Linked DNA regions of Mus musculus: region 1 is linked to region 2. The links are chromatin loops, found by intact Hi-C in ENCODE. Cell type or tissue: gastrocnemius. All regions are shown on one strand. Each heading gives the region's core, and the rest is flanking DNA. Links, peaks and the distances in the headings are about the cores only. Region 1 overlaps Cfap54 (cilia and flagella associated protein 54). Region 2 overlaps Elk3 (ELK3, member of ETS oncogene family).

Region 1 (10,715 bases), core at 1,766-9,765, 240 kb before region 2:
GAACAATGCACACAAACCTGCTCACACTCGAATGCACATGCACACAATGTATACCATACTGAGATGGTCTTCACGAATTTCAACCTTTCTAGTATAACACGTGATATATTCTCTACAGATGCTCAAACGATGACCACTACAGGGTGAGGTCTCTGAAAGGCCTTGTTCATTTTCAAGTCTCCAGTGTCCACATGCTGGAAATCCTGAAGAACCTGATGGAGAGGCTTGGAGAAGATGGGCTTAGCTCCTGGAACCACCTTACCACCATGATGATTCTCTAGAAATAACAACAAGGGTCTGGATGACCCCTTGAGAGGAGGAGAGTAGCAAAAGATTACATCATTGGTGCCTCCAGGGTGCAACAAATTGCACATTGCACTTCCAAATTTTCATGTCGTTGATTTTGCCAATTTTTTTTAAATACTCCTAGATTTTCACAAAGAAAATTCCAGGCCAGCTACAATATTAGAATTAATAAATGTATAAGTTCTCTGGGAAGCAAGAACCCAACAGGAATCAAAAGGTCAAAACCACCCTGTTCTGCGTCTTCTATCACTTCAGGAACTGTGTAGCAAACTAAGCCTTCCCTAGCACACGCAAGTGAAACAGGCATATGTGGTAAGCAATTTCTAGCATTCTCCTGAGCTGTAGAAATAGCCCAGCAGGGTATGCATTCGCCTGCTCCCTTAGCTAGGGACTGCTAACACCTAACAGATCAGAATTAATCCAGGCAGGATAAAAACAAACGGAAGAAACTATCAGTGACCAAATTATGTACATCAGCTTGGTGACAGAACAGAAGCAGATCCGAGCATGGCTGTAAACGCTGTGTTCTGCACGGTTTTCCCAGCCAATGGGCTAAGGGGACGCTGACACCCAAGCTATAGTCCTCGTACCAAGCTGTGCATCCTGGGGAAGGGTTTTGTCGGCCTAAAGAAAGAGGTATGCTTTTCTAATTTTCACCAAGGCTACATTTGCTGACAAGTGGGAACCATGTTCCATAGGGAGAATATTCGTTTAAAATTATACTGAGATTCCATGCCAGCCAATGGGAGCCCCTGCTGCCTTGTCAAGTATTTGGTCTAAAAGATGTACCCCCAAAATGGGGAAAACAAATATATCAAATCAGTCTGAAGGCAGAGAAGGGTCAAGATAAACATATAATAGGTGCAGTGGAGTCTAAAACTGAGCAGGGAAGAAAGGAGCTTCCATGTGAAAGCAAACGGAGGGAAGGAAGATGCTGGAAGCTGAGTAGAAGAGGGCAGCAAGGGCTAGGGAGATGGGTCCATGGGTATAGTGCTGGCTACACAAGCATGGGTGTTAGCATTCTGTCTAAACTCCACCCCACAGTTTCCTGGCAATAGCCAGGTAGGCCTGACCCACTATGAAGGAGGCTCCTTGCCCCCCCCTTGCCTCTTGCTCTCTTGCTCTCCCCCTCCCCATCCCCTTCCCTCTCTCCACGTGGTCATGGCAGGCCTCTCCCCCCCTCTCTCTCTGCCATTCTTTGCCTCTACTTCCCTCCTAACTCCTCTCCCCATGCCCTGAATAGACTCAATTCTATACTATATCATCTTGTGGCTGGTCCCTCAGGGGGAAGGGATGCCTCGGCATGGGCCAGCTGAGACATCCCCCCACCCCCATACCTCACCACACCCCATAGAACATATCCCTATATCTCTTTATCTTTTTATAAATACATTAGTGGGTACCTGAGTTTGGGTCCCCAAACCCCAGGTAAAGCCAGGCACAGTGGCTCACATCTGTAATCTTAGTGTTGCTATGGCAATATGGGAGGCTGAGACAGACAAGTCTCTGGAACCTTGTCAACCAACTAGCCTGGAGTAAGCAACAGCGGACAAGAGATGCTCTCTGAAACAAAGTGAAAAGCGAGAGCCAAGACCTTGCCAAAGGTTGTCCTCTGACCTCCACATGTAGTCACACACACACACACACACACACACACACACACACACACACACACACACACACCACAAAAGAATAAGGAATAAAAAGAGCAAAGAAAGCCCAAGCTGGCAGTGCAAGAGTCAAGGAGAGAACTCACAGGCAACATAGAGAAAAAAACGCCACAAAACCGACAAAATGGAATAGCCAAGAAGAAAATGTCTTCAGATAAAGCCAGGAGTTTCTTGGCTTTGCTTCTTTCCAGTTCTTTGGCTGGTCTGTTGCCTTGAGACATCTAACAGAGAGAGGGTTTGATAAGCTGTACTTCAAATGCTGAAGCCATCCACCTTAGAGAGCCACATACCTCCCCGTGGATGCCATCCTGACAGTCATAGTGGCACTGGCAGACGGCAGTGTAGAGAGTGGCTCTCCATGTCAGGTACCTGATGGACAGGAGCGGGACAGAGGACTCCATGCACATGCTGGCCCACAGCAGGAACTCCAAGGCCTGGGAAGTAGAAAGCACAACTGAATGGTTTCTCATCTCTTACACCAGCCATAGTGATATTTCTCAGAACCATCAACGTCTACACTTTGAGCTCAGGTTATTGGTTATTCCCATCAATGACCATAAACAAACAAACAAACAAAAGGCCAGCTAGTCCTTAGAATATGCTTGTCTCCAGCTTCTCTGTGCAGGGATTATAGGAATAATTCTATATAGAACCAGTGCCTGGCTTCTTTATAAATGTGGGTTCAGGAAACCAAACTCCGGAGTTCATGATTGTAAAGCAAGCACTTACCAAGAGCCTATCTCCCTGCCCCCTGAATTTTTGTTTTTAATTTAAGTTGAGAGAGCCCCAAATCTCAGAGTAGCTGTTATAGAGCCTTTATTGTTCTAGAATAGTTCCTTAAGAGGCCTATGAGCTGAGCTCATTTTCAGCAATATTCTTCAAGTGTAAGCTCTGGTCTAGGAACAACTCAAAGTTGCTAGCTGGTCTGTGGAAGCGAGCGCTGTGTTGTTTTTGGTTTAGGAGGACCAGGAAAATGGAAAAGGCTGGAACAGTCAGACTGAAATAAATTTAGGCTGCATTCACATCTCAGTGTCTCTCCAGACCTCAATCGTCTCATCTGTACAATGGGTACTTTAATACAGCCCAGCCATGCTGCTCTGGAGCAAGAACCAGTGTGAATGATGGGCTGGGGTAGTGTTCAATACTCTGTTAAGTACTTGTCATAGTCAGGGCTCCTATTGCTAGGATCAGACACCATGACCTAAAGTGAGTTGGGGAAGAAAGGGTTTCTTTGGCTTACCCTTCCACACTGTAGTCCATCACTGAAAGAAGTCAACTCAAGCAGGCCAGGAACCCGGAGGCAGGAGCTGATGCAGAGGTCACGGAGAGGTGCTGCTTACTAGCTTGCTCTCCACAACTTGATCAGCCTGCTTTCTTATAGAACCCTGGACCACTAGCCCAGGGTGGCCCTATCCACAATGTCTGCACCACCCCCGCCCCCGTATCAATCGCTAATTAAGAAAATGCCTTAGAGGCTTGCCTACAGCCCAGTCCTATGGAGACTTTTTCTCAATTGAGATTTCCTCCTCGCCTTCGACTCTAGCCTGTGTCAAGGTGACATAAAACTACTCGGCAGAATGCTCCGGAAATGGCAACAGCAGAGCCCAGCATAGGAAAGCTGACCAGAGTCCTGGATCCTCAAGTCACGACAACTTTGGACAGCAGAGCAAAACGTCTCTGCCCGTGAGAAAATGTGGCTTCAATAACTAAAGAATAATTTCTTCAGTGGATCAATGACCAGCCTTGAAAGGGGACTGCATCCAAAAGGCCCCATGGCTTTGTGGATGGAGCAAACCCATCAGGTTCATGTGGTGTTTAATAGTGAAAACTGAGAAAGACAGAAGTAACAGTCAGGCCCGGCTGCTGGCTGTGGAGGCTCAGAAGAGGAAAGAGCAGAATTTTCCCCTGTCTAGTTAGTTTCTATTCCAGAGGAAAAGAAACTACTGGATGTAGATGAGGATTTAACAGCAGTGTGCAAATCTGCTCTACCATCCACGGGCAGGAACTTAAGCTCCTTCCACTAGACTGGGGAGCCTGTGAGTCATCCTCATATCGTAACCATATTGTAATCATATGGTAACCTCATATCACCTGGCAAGTAGTGGGCACACGGAAAATGCTTGTTGACTAGCAAACAGACCTTCACTAAAGGGGTAGCTCACCAAGCTGGCTATGGAAATACTTCAGGCGATCATTGAAGTGGTAGGGCTCGAGGCTCCCCTAACTTTCTTCCCACGGACACCACCAGCACCAGACATCCCTACCAAGAGTTCCTATCCCGGTAACAAGAAACCATGGCAGCATAGGGCGATTTTTAACACGAGAAAATGACAACTTCATAATCTAAACTAAAATCCACCTAAATAGGCTTCCGGCGCGCAGTCCTAGCTAGGTCTTCTGGGAAAGTGCCAAGCAATGCACAACTCACTTCCAAACACAGGCGTCCAAGGACCTGAAAATACCCAAGCAGCCTGTGCTCCCCGCTAGATCTGTCTCCGAGATAAATTTTCCGGGTCCCTGTAGAACTCTTCCAACTTCATCTCCCTCATCCAGCACGGCTAGTGTTCAGAGGCTTTTCTCTAGGGTGTCTGGGTGGCCACAGTGAGGAGATTCAGGCCCAGTTCTGAAGACAGGCCACTGCCAAGTCAGTGGGGCCGTGGTGGTACCTTCTGCCACTGCGGCCCAGGTTGTTGGTTTACCTTGCCAGCATCAGCAGAACCTCCTATTCCCTCGCACCCACTGCCCCACAACAACCCTGTTTCGGGATCATCGTGGTTCAGAGGCTATGGTGTAAAAGTCTGTGTAAATACCCTCTTCAAATCAACAGGCCTTTGCAAAAATCCCTCAAAGCTTCCGCAGCAAGAAAGAAAAATCGCGTTTCAAACTAAAGTCAGCTTCTCTTCATCGTTACACTGGGGTTTGAGAGAGAGAGAGAGAGAGAGAGAGAGAGAGAGAGAGAGAGAGAGAGAGAGAGAGAGAGAGAGAGAGAGCCCTGAGAGTATATTGCCATTGCCAGAAGGGACCTTAAGTTAAATCTAACCTAATCTGACTCAGAGTCTGAACTGTTTCTGAAAGAGGTGAACTGGGGCTGGAATTCAAGTCTTTGAACTGCTAAGTGCAGCATTCTTTCCACCACTCAGCGAAGCTTTGACAAAGGAGAGGAGTGTGCCAAAACCCACCGGAAAACCTGCTTTCAAGTCTGGAGATGAAAAGCCACTGGGGGGAGAAGCGGGGGGCAAGTAACATTTTTTTCTCTAACCCTAAAGGCAAGAAATAATTATTTTTATTAATAAAGTAGATGTACTAAAACAGGACAATTTTCTTCACAGGAAAATCAAACTTCAAAGAGCTAAAAATCTAGATGGATCTAAAATCATGGACCTCACAAAAGCTTGCTTCAGGTGTCAGCAGGGGGGAAAAAAAACAATAAACTAACTCGGCCACAGGGTGGCAGTGTAGCCTCGTGTATCACAGGTTCATGTCAGGAGCCATTTCAAGGTTGACTTGAGATTTAAGTAATAATACGGGAGTGGCTTAACGGCTGTGTGAGCCAAATACTTCACCAGAAAGCAAAGCATAAGTCCATACTGTTGCTAGTGTCTTCTTTAACGTTTGTTGAGTCCCAGACTGCCCCTTACGATGCCTCAGAAGATCCAAAGCAAAGGTGTCTCTTGATTGTTAGCGGGAGTACTGCTTAGGCATGTACTGGTGAGTGCTTTAGTGGCTTCTGTCTGAAGAAAAGCCCTTCATCAGTCTTGGTCTTTGGGATTTTAGAGAAAAAAAAAAAAAGATCTGTCCCTCCACACGGTTCCTCCATTGGAGTAGGTAAACCAGAATAAGACAGGCAAGCCAGGAGCCGATTTAGTGACTGGATAGGCATTGCTCTTTAGTTGTGTGGTGGTTCTTGTGACTGTGGCCTCAGAACGCTGCAATCTACACCGGTAATTGTGAGCAAGCTCGGTTTTCTTAGCCTCTGCATCCTCAGCTGAAAGTTTAGTGAAAACGGTGTCCTTGTTAAAGTGTTGGTATGAGGATCAAGTGAGAAGATTCATGAAAGTACTTAGCAGAATACATGGGATGTGGGTGAACTATGGTCCATATGGTGGTGGTGGTAGTGATGGTTGTGAGAAGAAGGGGGAGGAGGAGGAGGAAAGAGGAGAAGTGAGGAGGAGGAGGAGTGAGGAGGAGGAGTGAGGAGGAGGAGGAATGAGGAGGAGGAGGAGGAGTGAGGAGGAGGAGTGAGGAGGAGGAGAAGTGAGGAGGAGGAGGAGTGAGGAGGAGGAGGAATGAGGAGGAGGAGGAGTGAGGAGGAGGAGTGAGGAGGAGGAGAAGTGAGGAGGAGGAGGAGTGAGGAGGAGGAGTGAGGAGGAGGAGGAGTGAGGAGGAGGAGGAGTGAGGAGGAGGAGTGAGGAGGAGGAATGAGGAGGAGGAGGAGTGAGGAGGAGTAGGGGGTAGGAGGAGGAGTGAGGAGGAGGAGGAGTGAGGAGGAGGAGTGAGGAGGAGGAGGAGGAGGAGGATATCACTGCCTGGTAGTAGTAGTACTGATGATCTCTACCTCAAAAGACTATAGTGAGGATTGCTATGCATGCCAAACCCTTCCACAATACTCAGAATGTTGCAGGGTTTGCAGCAATAATGAGGGGCAGCCATAATGCCTGGTTTCTACATTACTAGAAGATTAAGTCAGCCAAGAATGACACCGAGAGTACTGGGTAACTAGTACTATTTCTGTCTCATGCAGTTACAGACTTGAACTCAGGGACTGGAAAAATGGTAAAGTGTCATGCAAGCACAATGACCTGAGCTCACTCCTCAGCACCCATCAAAGAGCCAGGCACGGTGGTATGTGTCTTTAAGTCCTGTACTGGGAGGAGAGAGAAACAGACTGGAGGTTCTGATGATACGGGCAAGGTAAACCAACAACCTTGGCCTCGGTGGCAGAAAGCACCACCAAGGTGACACAGGGCTGACTTGGCAGTGATATGTCTTCACAACTGGACCTGAATCACCCCCACGCCCAGAACCAAATGGTGCAAGTTCTGTGAGAGAGAGAGTTCCTGTCTCAAAAACCAAAATGAAGATCAACTGTGGATGGTACCTGACATCAACTTCTGGCCTATAAACATTCATACATGTGTACACGCCCACAGAGATGCACACACATTCATATATGTATAGACACACACATTCATCTGTGGTAATCACACACACAGACACATTCACACATGTGTATACATACCCGTACTAAATGAATAAAAATATTTTTTTAAAAAACAGGCAAGCTTTATCAAGTCAAAGTTCCCTAGAGCTGGTAGGTAGGCTTCCTGTGTGGTGGGGTCTCCAGGGCTTATGTCCATTAAGTGGAGTTACCCATGTGTAGCCTCAGATAAGCTATGTGAAGATACTGTGTGGAGACTTGGGAATTTCTGGGTGGAAAAAAGTCTTAATTCCCTTGAAGCTTGCCACAGGGAACAAATGAGTAGCGCCTAATAAATGAGTAGATCCTTAGGTGACAGCTGTAGAACCCCTAAATCCTTGCAGGCGGCATTGCCCCAAACCCCTTCCCACAGGCTGGGGGCTACTCAACTATCCTCTTCTACCATGTACTTTGTCAGAGACAAACTCAAGTCCCATGAGGCTGGGAGAAGAGATGTTTGGTATGGATTATAAATGAATTATTTTAAGAGGACTATCACATTGATTTAAAATCCTCTTGATATTAACAACGGCCAACACTAACAACCAATTGCTAATACAGACAGATGTGCCCTTCAAAGCTCTTGACATGCAAACTCTAGAGCAGACCAAGCCATGGCAGCTCTGTGGAGCGGTATTTGTTAACACAGCAACTGTGAAATCTTTTTTAGGATCTCAACAGCAACTAAAGGCAGCATGGGCGGCAGAATCTACAGAGCAGCTTATTATTATATGTGGGACAGCCTCACTTCTGTTTAATTTGTACTCAAAACGCTGGCCCAGAATTTGTTCAAGTTATTATTAGTAATAGTCTTTGTTTTTATTTTTTTTTTCATTTGAGGAACCAAACAGAAAGCAAACATACAATAAATGTTATCCACAAAGCATGCAAATATCATGCCTTCTATTTTTATTTTTAAGTGTCGTTAGCACTAAGATACATGCCTAATTCTGATGAAATATAAAAAGCATTGTTTCTCCAAAGCATTTGACCACTCAGGGAAAGACTCATAAGGACACAATGTCTCCCATGCCAACAGCAATTCCAGCAGGTCTCCGTGAGAGTATAGTTGCCCTTCCTGGCCTATGTTCCAATGCCTGGAAAATGAATGCAGGGAATAAACATGTCTTCTGACAACAAACATGCCATGACAGTGGCTTCCTCGTGCTAAAGCGGCTCAGTGAGTCCCAGGAAGGGAGGATCGTGTAAGTTGGAGTCTCTGGGCCTAGCAGATGGCTGAGCCAACAGAGTGCCTGCCTTGGAAGCATGACAACCTGAGTCTGGGCCCCAGAACCCACGGGAAGGGCCAGCCCTGGTGGTGCGTGCTTCATATCTTTTTTTTTCAGGTTCTTTTTTTTTTTTTCCATTTTTTATTAGGTATTTAACTCATTTACATTTCCAATGCTATACCAAAAGTCCCCCATATCCACCCACCCCCACTCCCCTGCCCACCCACTCCCACTCCCCCTTTTTGGCCCTGGTGTTCCCCTGTACTGGGGCATATAAAGTTTGCAAGTCCAATGGGCCTCTCTTTCCAGTGATGGCCGACTAGGCCATCTTTTGATATATATGCAGCTAGAGTCAAGAGCTCCGGGGTACTGGTTAGCTCATAATGTTGTTCCACCTATAGGGTTGCAGATCCCTTTAGCTCCTTGGCTATTTTCTCTGGCTCCTCCATTGGGAGCCCTATGATCCATCCATTAGCTGACTGTGAGCATCCACTTCTGTGTTTGCTGGGCCCCGGCATAGTCTCACAAGAGACAGCTACATCTGCGTCCTTTCAATAAAATCTTGCTAGTGTATGCAATGGTGTCAGCGTTTGGATGCTGATTATGGGGTGGATCCCTGGATATGGCAGTCTCTACATGGTCCATCCTTTCATCTCAGCTCCAAACTCCGTCTCTGTAACTCCTTCCATGGGTGTTTTGTTCCCAAATCTAAGGAGGGGCATAGTGTCCACACTTCAGTCTTCATTCTTCTTGAGTTTCATGTGTTTAGCAAATTATATCTTATATCTTGGGTATCCTAGGTTTGGGGCTAATATCCACTTATCAGTGAGTACATATTGTGTGAGTTTCTTTGTGAATGTGTTACCTCACTCAGGATGATGCCCTCCAGGTCCATCCATTTGGCTAGGAATTTCATAAATTCATTCTTTTTAATAGCTGAGTAGTACTCCATTGTGTAGATGTACCACATTTTCTGTATCCATTCCTCTGTTGAGGGGCATCTAGGTTCTTTCCAGCTTCTGGCTATTATAAATAAGGCTGCTATGAACATAGTGGAGCATGTGTCCTTCTTACCTGTTGGGGCATCTTCTGGATATATGCCCAGGAGAGGTATTGCTGGATCCTCCGGTAGTACTATGTCCAGTTTTCTGAGGAACCGCCAGACTGATTTCCAGAGTGGTTGTACAAGCCTGCACTCCCACCAACAATGGAGGAGTGTTCCTCTTTCTCCACATCCTCGCCAGCATCTGCTGTCACCTGAATTTTTGATCTTAGCCATTCTGACTGGTGTGAGGTGGAATCTCAGGGTTGTTTTGATTTGCATTTCCCTGATGATTAAGGATGTTGAACATTTTTTCAAGTGCTTCTCTGCCATTCGGTATTCCTCAGGTGAGAATTCTTTGTTCAGTTCTGAGCCCCATTTTTTAATGGGGTTATTTGATTTTCTGAAGTCCACCTTCTTGAGTTCTTTATATATGTTGGATATTAGTCCCCTATCTGATTTAGGATAGGTAAAGATCCTTTCCCAATCTGTTGGTGGTCTTTTTGTCTTATTGACGGTGTCTTTTGCCTTGCAGAAACTTTGGAGTTTCATTAGGTCCCATTTGTCAATTCTCGATCTTACAGCACAAGCCATTGCTGTTCTGTTCAGGAATTTTTCCCCTGTGCCCATATCTTCAAGGCTTTTCCCCACTTTCTCCTCTATAAGTTTCAGTGTCTCTGGTTTTATGTGAAGTTCCTTGATCCACTTAGATTTGACCTTAGTACAAGGAGATAAGTATGGATCGATTCGCATTCTTCTACACGATAACAACCAGTTGTGCCAGCACCAATTGTTGAAAATGCTGTCTTTCTTCCACTGGATGGTTTTAGCTCCCTTGTCGAAGATCAAGTGACCATAGGTGTGTGGGTTCATTTCTGGATCTTCAATTCTATTCCATTGGTCTACTTGTCTGTCTCTATACCAGTACCATGCAGTTTTTATCACAATTGCTCTGTAGTAAAGCTTTAGGTCTGGCATGGTGATTCCGCCAGAAGTTCTTTTATCCTTGAGAAGACTTTTTGCTATCCTAGGTTTTTTGTTATTCCAGACAAATTTGCAAATTGCTCCTTCCAATTCGTTGAAGAATTGAGTTGGAATTTTGATGGGGATTGCATTGAATCTGTAGATTGCTTTTGGCAAGATAGCCATTTTTACAATGTTGATCCTGCCAATCCATGAGCATGGGAGATCTTTCCATCTTCTGAGATCTTCCTTAATTTCTTTCTTCAGAGATTTGAAGTTTTTATCATACAGATCTTTCACTTCCTTAG
Region 2 (10,715 bases), core at 1,264-9,263:
AGTGCTCAGCCTGCCTCTCTCTTCCCAGCTTCACTCCTTTAAGGGGCCAGGCAGCCAGAGCCGCACTGAAGCAAGTCCCTATATCCTCAGCACACTGAGAGTTGGGCTTAGCTATGTATCTTGAACTAGTCAGTGAAATACTGGGTTGAAGCGATGAGATACATAGAATTTACCTCAATTTGATCAAAGCCTGGCACAGGTTGAGTCTGAAGAAGCAGAAGTAAAATAAATACCACAGTGAGCCAAGGACGCTTGGGACTGTTTGTTACAAAGCATCACCATAGCTAAAGCTGACTGCTACAACATCACACATATTTGTTCCTCCCTTCACTAGGATGCCCTTGGGAGCTCAAGGAGGCATGAAAGGGCAGGCAGGGAAGAGGCCTTTGGTGGTGATGGGGCAATCAGCTTCAGGATCGCCCACATTTCTGGAATACAGGAAATGGACCCACAGAAGGCCAGGGTGGAAGATAAGGACCTCAGAGTCACCCAACAACTCTTAGGACAGAGCCCAGTCCCTGAGGTGGCAAACTGCAGCAGGATCACTCAGAGTTGCAGTGAGCAACTGTGCTCCCTGGAGGTGTCTGGGGGCTCAGGCTTCATGTGCGGAAAGCGTCCCACCCAGCACAGACTGGCCCTTCTTCCAAGCTCACGCCAGCCACTGCTCTGCCCTCCTCCATGCCACAGTTTTGACGACTGAGTCACACAAAGTTCTACTTTGTGTTGGAAGCCCAAGCCACACATTCCTCGGTGGTGAATATCAGACATACTTCTCTTTTAGCCAGCTCATAGTCCTACGGTAGAAGCCATCTGGTAGGGAGGGGTGTGTCACAGAAGCATAAGGTGGTTCTAACTCCCTGTCCCCTTATCAAATGACATTACATGGAGCCATAGAGCTAAAACCATTAACAGAGGACTCGTCTCCTCCCCTCAAGGGCACAAGCTATATTTCTTTGACTCCACTTCTACTGTTCATTTTAATCATGGCCACATCAAATTTTGTAACTTGCAGTTGTTCTCATATGCAACCATCCAGCATGTCACCCCACCTCCATCCCCAATACCTGTCAATACCTGTCATTTAGACTGTCCAGAAAGAGCAATGACTCGTGTACCTGGGGGGTGGGGGGTGTTCTAAGAACCGTGACTGCTGTACTTGACTCAGTTTACTATGGGACTTACCAGGAGGAAGAATTCACAAAAGCCTTGCAACTTGGACAGGCTGTGGGCTCTGTCATCCCAGCAAGTGTTTATATGGATACAGTGTATCCATGAGACTGTATCATATTGTAACACCGCATAGATACAATGTCCTGGTATCAGAGCCGGCTTTAAGTTACAATGTGTCATCAGCTGACATTCATCTGGCTGGATGCCCAGACCTGCTAGCTTCCAAGGACTAGAACTCTTGAGCGCAATGCTAGAAATGTGACAAATGCACCCACATCCATTCCCTGGTAGTCTGGGCTTTTAAATGTTCTTCCCCACTCCGCTTTGGGTTTTTTGGGTTTTGTTGGTTGAGGATGTGTCAACATGCACAAAGGGGCACCCATCAAATCAGGATGATGGCTTCTTCTTTACTCTCTTTATTTTTGGAGCCTCAGACTTCTGTCTTGCAGATCTTCCTAAGATAAACAATAGACTATTGTGAAGTATAGGTCCCTAAAACAGAACTTGCTCCTCCAGCTGTATACATTGGCTTCTGCTGTCGAATCCCCCTTCACCCAGCCCTCCCACCTCCCAGCCCCTAGTATTGACTACGAAGTCACTTTTTTAAAGCATCCACATATTAAAGAGAACACACGACATACTCTGGTTTTGTTTGTTTGCTAATTAGAATATGCTTCTCTTGCCCTGCCTAGCTCTTGTTTTGAATATGTGGGGTTTTATCAGGTATTTTAATGCCATCCCTTAAAAAAATTATGAGGGGAGGGGCATATGCACATCATAGCATAAACGCACACGAATGGAAGGCAGAGGAAAGCTACATGTAGTTGGTTCTCAGGGATAAAACTCGGGTCTCCAGGCTTGCCTGCAAGCACACTGTCTGCTAGACTGTCTTACCAGGTTAAGTCTCATCATACAGGGACTGTGAATGTTTACGTACCGAATGTACTAATGTTGTTGATTTGCTTGTACACAGAAAACAAGTATCAAAACATCACATCACACCTCATAAATACATACAATTACCATGTCAATTAAATGATTAAAATAAAATAAAATGGCTCATCAGATCTGAAAAACCCCCCTTTAAAGAGGCAGGAAGCAGACTGATAGACCAGCCGTGTTGACAGCCTATCTTTCTTTATTACACTTTTTACTGTCGTCTTCCTTCCTCATAAAAGGCAAAGCTGGGTACAAAAGGCTCAGGATGGTATGAGATTCAATAGCAAAAGCCAATCCTCTCCCAGTCAATTCAAATTAACAGCTAGCTTCACGCGTAGCAGATGATGTTTGCCGAAACCTGTTCACATCTCACAAAACAAAACAAGACAGGGCCAGCAAGACAGCGAGGCAGATAAAGGCACTTTTCTCAATAGCCTGGCATCCTGAGTTCTAGTCCCAAGATCCACATAGGGAAAGAAGATAATCAACTCCCAACAAATGGCCCTCTGACCTTCACATGTATGTCATAAGATATATTCCCATGCAGCGTGCATGTGCATGTGCGTGTGTGCGCGTGCACACACACACACATACACACACACAGAGCAAGAATAAATAAATGTATTAAAAGGGAAAAATAAAAGCTATGATACTGAGTATATCAATGTAGGTTCTTTTAAATAAGATGTATATAATATATACTATAGTATTATATATTATGCTATATATTATACTATAACCAACTGGAAACATCAACCTCTACTCTCTCTCTCTCTCTCTCTCTCTCTCATATCTATCTTATGCCAAGATGCTGTCTAGCATCAGTAAACAAAAGGGCTTATGTCCGTATTGAGCTCACATGTCAGTGGAAGAGACAGGCTGTGAACAACAAAACGCGTGATGAATTAAGTTACAGTGTATTGGAAGACGGGTGTTATGGAAAGTCACTGAAGCTGGGCAAGGAGCAGGATGTACTTGTGGGCTTGGGCAGGGGTACAGGGGTCGGAGAAGACCTTGCTGAGACAGCGAAAATGAAGAAATGTCTTTGTTTAAAAATGGAATTTTCAAACAAGGTTAAAAATCACAGTTGCCAGATGGATCTACAATGAATGCAGGTCAAAGATATTCTCCTGCTCACTACTGTCTATTAAGTCTACTGTCTACTCACTTCGTCTATTAAGACAAAGGAACTAGGTAGATTTTATAATGGCATCAAAATCTGAATAATAGCCGGGCAGTGGTCACGCATGCCTTTAATCCCAGCACTTGGGAGGCAGAGGCAGGCTGATTTCTGAGTTTAAGGCCAGCCTGAGCTACAGAGTGAGTTCCAGGACAGCCAGGGCTACACAGAGAAACCCTGTCTCAAAAAAAAAAAAATCTGAATAATGGGGCATTTACAGATGAGGAATAGTGAAACAGATAAATGAAGACAAAAAAAAAAGAAAGAAAGAGTGGGAGAGAAACAAAGAAGCATTGTAGACGCGACTGGGTATCTATGGACAAGAATTAGTTCACAGCCAGTCCTCTATAAGAAACAAAGCTGTAAATTAGCTTCCATAAAAATCAGCATAAAACCACCGACCAGTGTCCCCAGGTCCTAGACACTGCTGGCTTGACTAGGGCAGGGTTCTTTTCCACACCTCTAAGGAGTGCCCGTGCATACCCAGAAGGCTACTCGGCAGGTGAGAAGATACTTGAGCATCTTTGTGTTCATCTCTGAGCGTCTGCCCTGCCCTGCCTGCCTGTAGGGTTTTAGGGGTGTCATTCACCTTTCTCTACACGTATGTCCTCACAGGTAAAGTGATGGTGGTGGTATAGAGGATACAGATCCCTGCCTTGCAGGGTTACTATTGAATATTACAAGGTCGCTAATAAACTATCCGGGACAAAGCAAGTACTACTTAAAACACTAGCTGCCTTTACTTCTTAAACAAGGAAAGCTCTTCACAGATGCTGCTGTGACATCAGATGGCCTCCCCCCCACCCCCCCAGCTCAAAAGCATCATTCAGATACTGTATGGACTGTGGGCTTTGTCTTTAGGCAATCAATGGCTTCAATACAGTCAACGACATCCAGGTGAACGTTGAGCCACAGTGTGCTTGTCGGCTTACAAGGTGACTTGGAATGTAACTGTGTACATTGTTAGGACTGTTGTCTGATATCCTTACAGGCAGCACAGCACCTATCCTTCCCGGCTAGCATAAGACAATAATTCCAGAGGCCTCCAACTTGGGCGGGTCAGCAGAGAGCGACCCCTGCTGGCCATGCTGCCCCTGGCCATGCCGTTGCTCCCATGGAACTTGTGTTCCAGGAAAAGGCCAGGGAATCAAGTAGATGAGAACTGTTGCACTGGGCGGAGGAGGATCTAGACTAACAAGTCTGTCTGTGGATGACATAACCCAAGCTGGCTGGTTAGGGCAACAGACAGAGGAAAGAAGTGCAAGGGGGCCACTGGTACTATGAGGAAGAGACATTTTTTGTATACTCCAAGTGAGTATCTTCACTCTGTGTTTTCAACACTCAGCTCTTTACAAATGTAAACCTGAGATTTTTTGTTGTTGTTGTTGTTGTTGTTCTTCCTAATCTTCGTGTGAAAAAAAAAACCCACCTTAGGACAGAACCACAAAGTAAAAGATGGAACAGACTGGCTGCTTTTGCAGCCAGGAGATTGCCTGCTTGAGAAGCGGTCTTTGGACTTCCAGAGGTTCCGTCTCCCTGGCATCCTCCCCTCTGTTTCCTTCCTAACGTGGAGGACATGTTACCTTCCATCTGCCACGAGGTGGCGCCAGATGTCCTCTGAGTTGGCTGCAGACTCATAATCCAGAGCCAGAGATTTGAACTGCTTCTTAGAAATCCAAAACTTCACCACCACCACCACCTTCTTCTTCTTCTTCTTCTTCTTCTTCTTCTTCTTCTTCTTCTTCTTCTTCTTCTTCTTCTTCTTCTTCTTCTTCTTCTTCTTCTTCTTCTTCCTCTTCCTCTTCCTCTTCCTCTTCCTCTTCCTCTTCCTCTTCCTCTTCCTCTTCCTCCTCCTCCTCCTCCTCCTCCTCCTTCTCCTTCTTTTCTTCTACTTTTCTCCTCCCCCTCCTCCTTTTTTTTCCTACTGAACCACACCTGATGCTTCTCTTTGCACGTTATCAGCTTTGCTTCTGGGATTTCACAGAGGTGGCAGTTAAGCAGGTAAAAGGACCTTCTGATTTTCTTTCTTCCTGCTTTGATCTGTGACAGGGTCTCACTATGTAGCCCTAGCTGTCCTGGCACACCCTATGTAGATGGGGGATGACTGGGAACTCACTGAGGTCCACCTGCCTCTGCCTTCTGAGTGCTGGGATTAAAGGTGTGAGCTATCACACCTGCTGTCTGAAAACAAGGGATATTCCTGTGTGAAGGACACACAAAGGAGACACTCAGATAGCATGCTGTCTTTTTCTTAAGATGTGTGTGGATCCAGAAATGGAGGGGGGTGGGGGGAGAAAAAACCAAAACCAAGCTCTTGCTGACATTTCTCCGGGTTGCAGCTCTTTGTCCAATGAGGAAAGGTTCACTGCTATCCACAAACCCACTGAAACCAAGGAACAGGAATACATCTAGGGTCTGCCAGACCCCAGGACGGGCAACTTTTAGGCATGCAAGGGTAATTTGCGAAGTACATGAACACACAACACCAACAAACTCTGAAGTCTTTGTCTTGGGCAGTGGTTGGTTCTCAGCCTTCCTAATGCTGCAACAGTTCCTCATGTCGGTGCTGACACCCATCCATAAAATTACTTTGTTGCTACTTCATAACTGTCATTTTGCTACTGTTGCGAATGGTAATATAAATACGTGTGTTTTCTGACGGCCTTCTGGAAAGGGTCATTCAACCCCCAAAGGGGTCATGACTCCCAGGTTGAGAACCTCTGGTGCATTTTTTTTTTCTGAGATGAGCCTAAGACTATTACAATTTATTTTCAGGAAGCATTTTAGTCATTGCCAGCTGTCACAAGTGAAAAACAAAGGTATGACATCCTTCCAAGGGTCCATGTTCCTCAAAGTTCTTCTCGTGGGGTAACCAATGTCCGTGCTTTCCTTTCTTCTGTAGACAATCTACAGCTTGTTCCTGTCTTTTAAAAGAAACAGAGGAACAGCAAAGAGAAGTGGGCACTGCTCAACCTAGCGATTTATCCTCTAAGACCATGCAAGACACTTTGCCACGTTTTAAAACTGAATCTTCCATCTGAGGAGAGAACTTTTTGGGAGAAATTACTGACCTGATGGCCGCTCAGCCAGAACAGAATTGCAACTGTGTATACAAACTGCCCAGCTCTCCTGGAACTTTGTCATCTGTGGGTAAATCAAAAGCAACTTGACTGGCTTGCTGGTGGCTCACGTACAAGGGTGTTTTCTTTGGAAAACTAAGTGGATGGCTACATTGCCTCCATTGAGATGGCGTCCATGGGTCATTCTACTTCCTCCAACATCCGCAAATTCATCCATTTCCCACCCCACCCCAGCAGGGCACAACCCAGCCCTATCTTATCCTATCTTTTCAGAGCTCTCTAGACAGCCTCTCATGGGTCCTCTTTGATCTCTAACGTGGCAACGTCCCAGAACTTCCTCAAGGTACAAGTTGTACTTTCTGGGCCTGGAGAAAAGGTGAGCCACCTAGAAGATAAATAAATATCTGGCGTCCCAGAAGCACACACCTTCTGTGTACCTCCAAGATGCTAGTCAACTCTAATTGGGATAGCCCGGGGAAAGCTCAGAATACTATCCTGCTTGCTATCTGGCTGCAGCAAAGCTCACGCGAGTACCTTATAATATTGCCTTCTAGGAAACAAGGCTTGCACAAACGTGCTAGGAATTCTTAGCCAGCATCTCATTAGCATCCCCTGCGATTCCAACACAGCACGTGATGGGAAAACAAACACTCACTAAACAAGTGTATAAAGCTACCATTTTTTTTTTAATCTTAAATTCTTTCTGGTGGGATTGAAGTATTTTGGCTTTATGGATGGTTAACAAAAGCTAAAGATCCCAGACATTTTACAGTCGCTCTCTTGGGGGAAAAATAGCATTATCCACCTTTTCCAGTATCTTCTGACCCTCTGAGCTCTCTGTGCACCATTCCCTTCAGCTCTCTAGGTAGCCCGACACACAAAAAAAAAGAACGCAAGGAATCTTCAACGCACACACCTCCATTGTCTTTGTTATTTGAAAACATCAGACCACAATGTGAAGCTAGAGCGAAGAGTGAAGAAAGAAACCAACTAGTCGCTTAGATTTCCCAACAGAGGCAGCAGCCCCTGGGCTGTCTACGGCTACCTCTCTGTGTATCCATAAATCCAGGAGATGGGGTAGAAAACCACAGTGCTTGGGTGGAAAAATCACTCCAGGTAACCAACGGTTCTAAGAAAACCGACCATGTCTTGAAAGCCGAGTCGAGCTGTAGAGCCATAAAGCACAGAGGTTCTTGCATGGTGGGTACAGCCGCCCCACCCCCATCCCACCCCCGCCCCAGAGATGTGGGGCGTGTTTTTCTTTAAACAGAAGGGCCATTCCTTTCCAGACATTTCTGGAAGAGAACCTGGCCATTTACTTTCTATGCGATTGTTTTTATTGTCCAGGCTCTCCCCGCGACTCTTATTTCTGGCTGGCGGCACAGCCCCCATCCGAGGGTTCTCAGACTTTGCTAGCGCTGAGCTTCCTCTTCTTCTGCAGGTTGCAGGCAGGAAACTGGAAAATGGGCCACAGGAAACCTGGCCCTCCCACATCTGTCCCACTTTGTAACTGCAGCTCTGGTTTCATTCGGTCTGTGTGTCAGTTCTATTTTAACCCTTGACACGACGGCCGGCCGGGCTGCTCTCTGAAAGAACACCCATGGGCTTGTGGCTTAGAAGGCCCCCTTGGATTTGGGCTTCTCCCAAGCAATCGATCCCATGAATCCAATCAAGCCTCCAGTGAAAATTCAAGATGATTTCCTAACACCAGACACAACCCAAGTCATTCTGGGTAAAGAGATTTACAGGCTGCCTGATGAATTTTACCTTGCCAGGCTTTGATGCCTAACAGGAAAGGGGGCTGTGAATATCCACCTCATCAAATAGCCAGCCTCATCGGAAGGCTGGTCCAAGTCACGGTTCCTCACAGCATCAGGACCTACTAGGTGGAAGGGCATGAAATTACTGTTCTTATGGCTCAAAACTGTTAAACAGCAACAAGCTCATATATTCCACCTAAGACATATAATCACACATCTAAAAATGTGAGTACACACATCACCCCAACCACAGGGAAGGATCTTCCTTGTGTATTGGACCCATGGACCATTTTGGGGACTCCTTGGGGGAAAATATTCTGTATATGTCTATTTATATAGATATAAACATGTGTATGTTGGAACATATCACATCAATAGGGTTTGTAAAGCTCTACAGGAAATCTCTAAGTTCCAAAACAAGATTCCAGGTCTGGGGTGCTGCAGAGATGGCTCAGCAGTTAAGAGCACTGGCTGCTCTGGCAGAAGATCCGGGTTCAATTCCCAGTACCCACAATGGCAGCTCACACCTGTCTCTAACTCCAGTTCCAACTGATCTGACACCCTCACACTGGCATATAAGCAGGCAAAACACCAATGTACATAAAATAAAAGTAAATAAATCGTTTTAAAAGAAAAAGAGTCCTAGTCTGAGAAACCCCTCTCTACATTCTCCACCTCTGCCAATGCTGAGATTTCAGGGGCTTCTCCAGAAAAAGGCTAAACCCCAAACTTTCACCCCTATAGCAGCCTTCCCTTTAAATGCTAATATTCAGTGGTCATTCATGCATCATTGAGTTTATTGCATTGAGTATGCATGTCAAGTTTACACTCTCGGCCATCCTCAGCCACTGTGAAGCCGTGCCTTAAAAACATGAAGACAAATATGTGTGGACCCAGTAATCAGAACAGACAGACCCCCAATATATCTGCTCTCAGGAATATCTGCTCTCAAGTCCAGGTCCCTAATCACACTGTACATTGTCACGCTGGCATGGCAATTCTCAACATGTGGGCCACAGCCTCTTTAACAAGGGGTCACCTAAGACCATCAAAAAACACAAATATTTACATTATGATTCTTAACGGTAGCAAAAGCACTAGGAAGTAGCAACAAAAATGATCTTGTGGTTGCTGGTGGCTGCAACATGAGGAGCTGTATTAAAGGGTCGCAGCGTTAGGGAGGCTGACAGCCGCTGGAATAGAAGCCTGCTTCCTACACCTCTCTGTGGCCAAGACGGGAGTTAGCCAAAAGACAAAGTGACATTCTCAGCAGGATCAAGTCAGGAAGTGTCCTTGATTTCTGACCTTACCACTCTGTGACTCCAGGCACTTGGACTGGGTTCTGTTTGCTCAATCTGAGCTGGGCCTACTGGCACATGGAAGTAGAGGCAGGCAGATCTCAGTGAGTTCCAGCCTGGTCTACAGAGTGAGTTCTGGGACAGCCTATGCTACACAGAGATCCTATCTCAAAAACTAAAATTAAATTAAATTAGTACAAGACATTTTGCCACATTTCTTTTGGCCAGTTCCCTCAGTGAACAGAGGTAGAAATAGACAGACAGACAGATTGATTATTGATGGCGAGGGATAGAGAGACAGAGAGAAAGACAGACATGCCAGTTTCACCCAAGAGGATTTTTGTTGTTGTTGTTGTTTAATGGGGTATTGAATCTAGGAGTCGCACTGGACCAACAACTGTTGATAGCTCTGTTCACTTTTTAAATTTTTGAGTCAAAATCTGAGTAAGGTGCAGGCTGATCCTGAATTCTCTACAGACTCTGAGTTGACCTTGAACTTGCAAGGTTCAAGTTTGTACCTGTCACAGCCTTCTGAGTAGCTGGGATTTCAGGCCTGTGTCACCAGGCCTAGCTTGAGGTTGGCTCTTAATGGAAAACTCAGCACATAAGCCTCTGTGAATTCCAGAACTCAGACATGGAGGGACTGGTCCTTTTATTTGACGTGTGGACGCAAGGATTATGGAACCTGAAGACGGAAGTGGAAACCTATCCCCCACCGGACCCCCCATGGACGTTTGCATAGTACTCAGAAATGATTCCTGAGAATTGTTCCTTCTGGGGAGAGCAGCAGCCTGGGAGTTTCTGACCTGTGTGTGGCAGCCCCTGGAAGGGACCTGGCACCCAGAGCATCCTTGGTGACTTTCCATCACACAGACACAGACAATTTATCTTACTCAAATCTTGCCAGCGGTCTTTGAGCTGAGCTTCCGTAGAGAGCAGTGAGCACTCCTTCCCACAGCATTCTATCCGTGTATTTCAGAGACCTTGGCTGGATTGGCAGACCTTTCCCCCAAATGTTCTAGCTTATAATGTTAGTAAATTCAATCTTGTGAATTCGGGGAGAAACACTGGAACATCTATGCTTGATTTAAGATTAGGAATGGTTTATTCACTTTGATACTTGAAGATGGTTTTACGAGAAGAAAAAAAAATCAAAGCAATCTTCCTTCTAAGAGACAGAAAACTGGAATCTTTCAGATAAACTTGAACACTCTTTGTGCTAAAGAGGCAACTGGTAGAAGTAAAAAAAAAAAAAAAAACCCACAAGCCCCGAGCACGCTGAGAACAC

The links. A loop is a pair of places that touch in the nucleus more often than their neighbours do. Peaks named below come from ENCODE experiments on the same cell type or tissue, not always from the same donor. Only the 100,000 strongest peaks of a DNase experiment are listed, where the experiment ranks them.
Region 1: it touches region 2 in a loop (2.3-fold over the local background); 2 of 42 quality-filtered maps call a loop at or near these places.

Annotation. Positions count from the first base shown.
Region 1 is chr10:93,045,668-93,056,382 of GRCm38, forward strand. It overlaps Cfap54 (cilia and flagella associated protein 54), which reads right to left. Exons shown (of 68, transcript NM_001347060.2): 6 at 2,267-2,410. Among named protein-coding and RNA genes, the nearest start is that of Gm40739, 24 kb to the right of the region's middle. In gastrocnemius, for the core only: a CTCF peak has its summit at 5,406 (motif pointing right); DNase peaks (open chromatin) are centred at 5,143, 5,430 and 8,435; H3K4me3 peaks cover 508 bases; H3K27ac peaks cover 668 bases.
Region 2 is chr10:93,287,170-93,297,884 of GRCm38, forward strand. All of the region lies in intron 1 of Elk3 (ELK3, member of ETS oncogene family), which reads right to left. Gm32551 (a long non-coding RNA gene) reads left to right here. Exons shown (of 2, transcript XR_871953.3): 2 at 1-2,296. Among named protein-coding and RNA genes, the nearest start is that of Gm32551, 7.6 kb to the left of the region's middle. In gastrocnemius, for the core only: CTCF peaks have their summits at 4,369 (motif pointing left) and 4,896 (motif pointing right); DNase peaks (open chromatin) are centred at 1,377, 4,372 and 4,891; H3K4me3 peaks cover 2,290 bases; H3K27ac peaks cover 7,363 bases.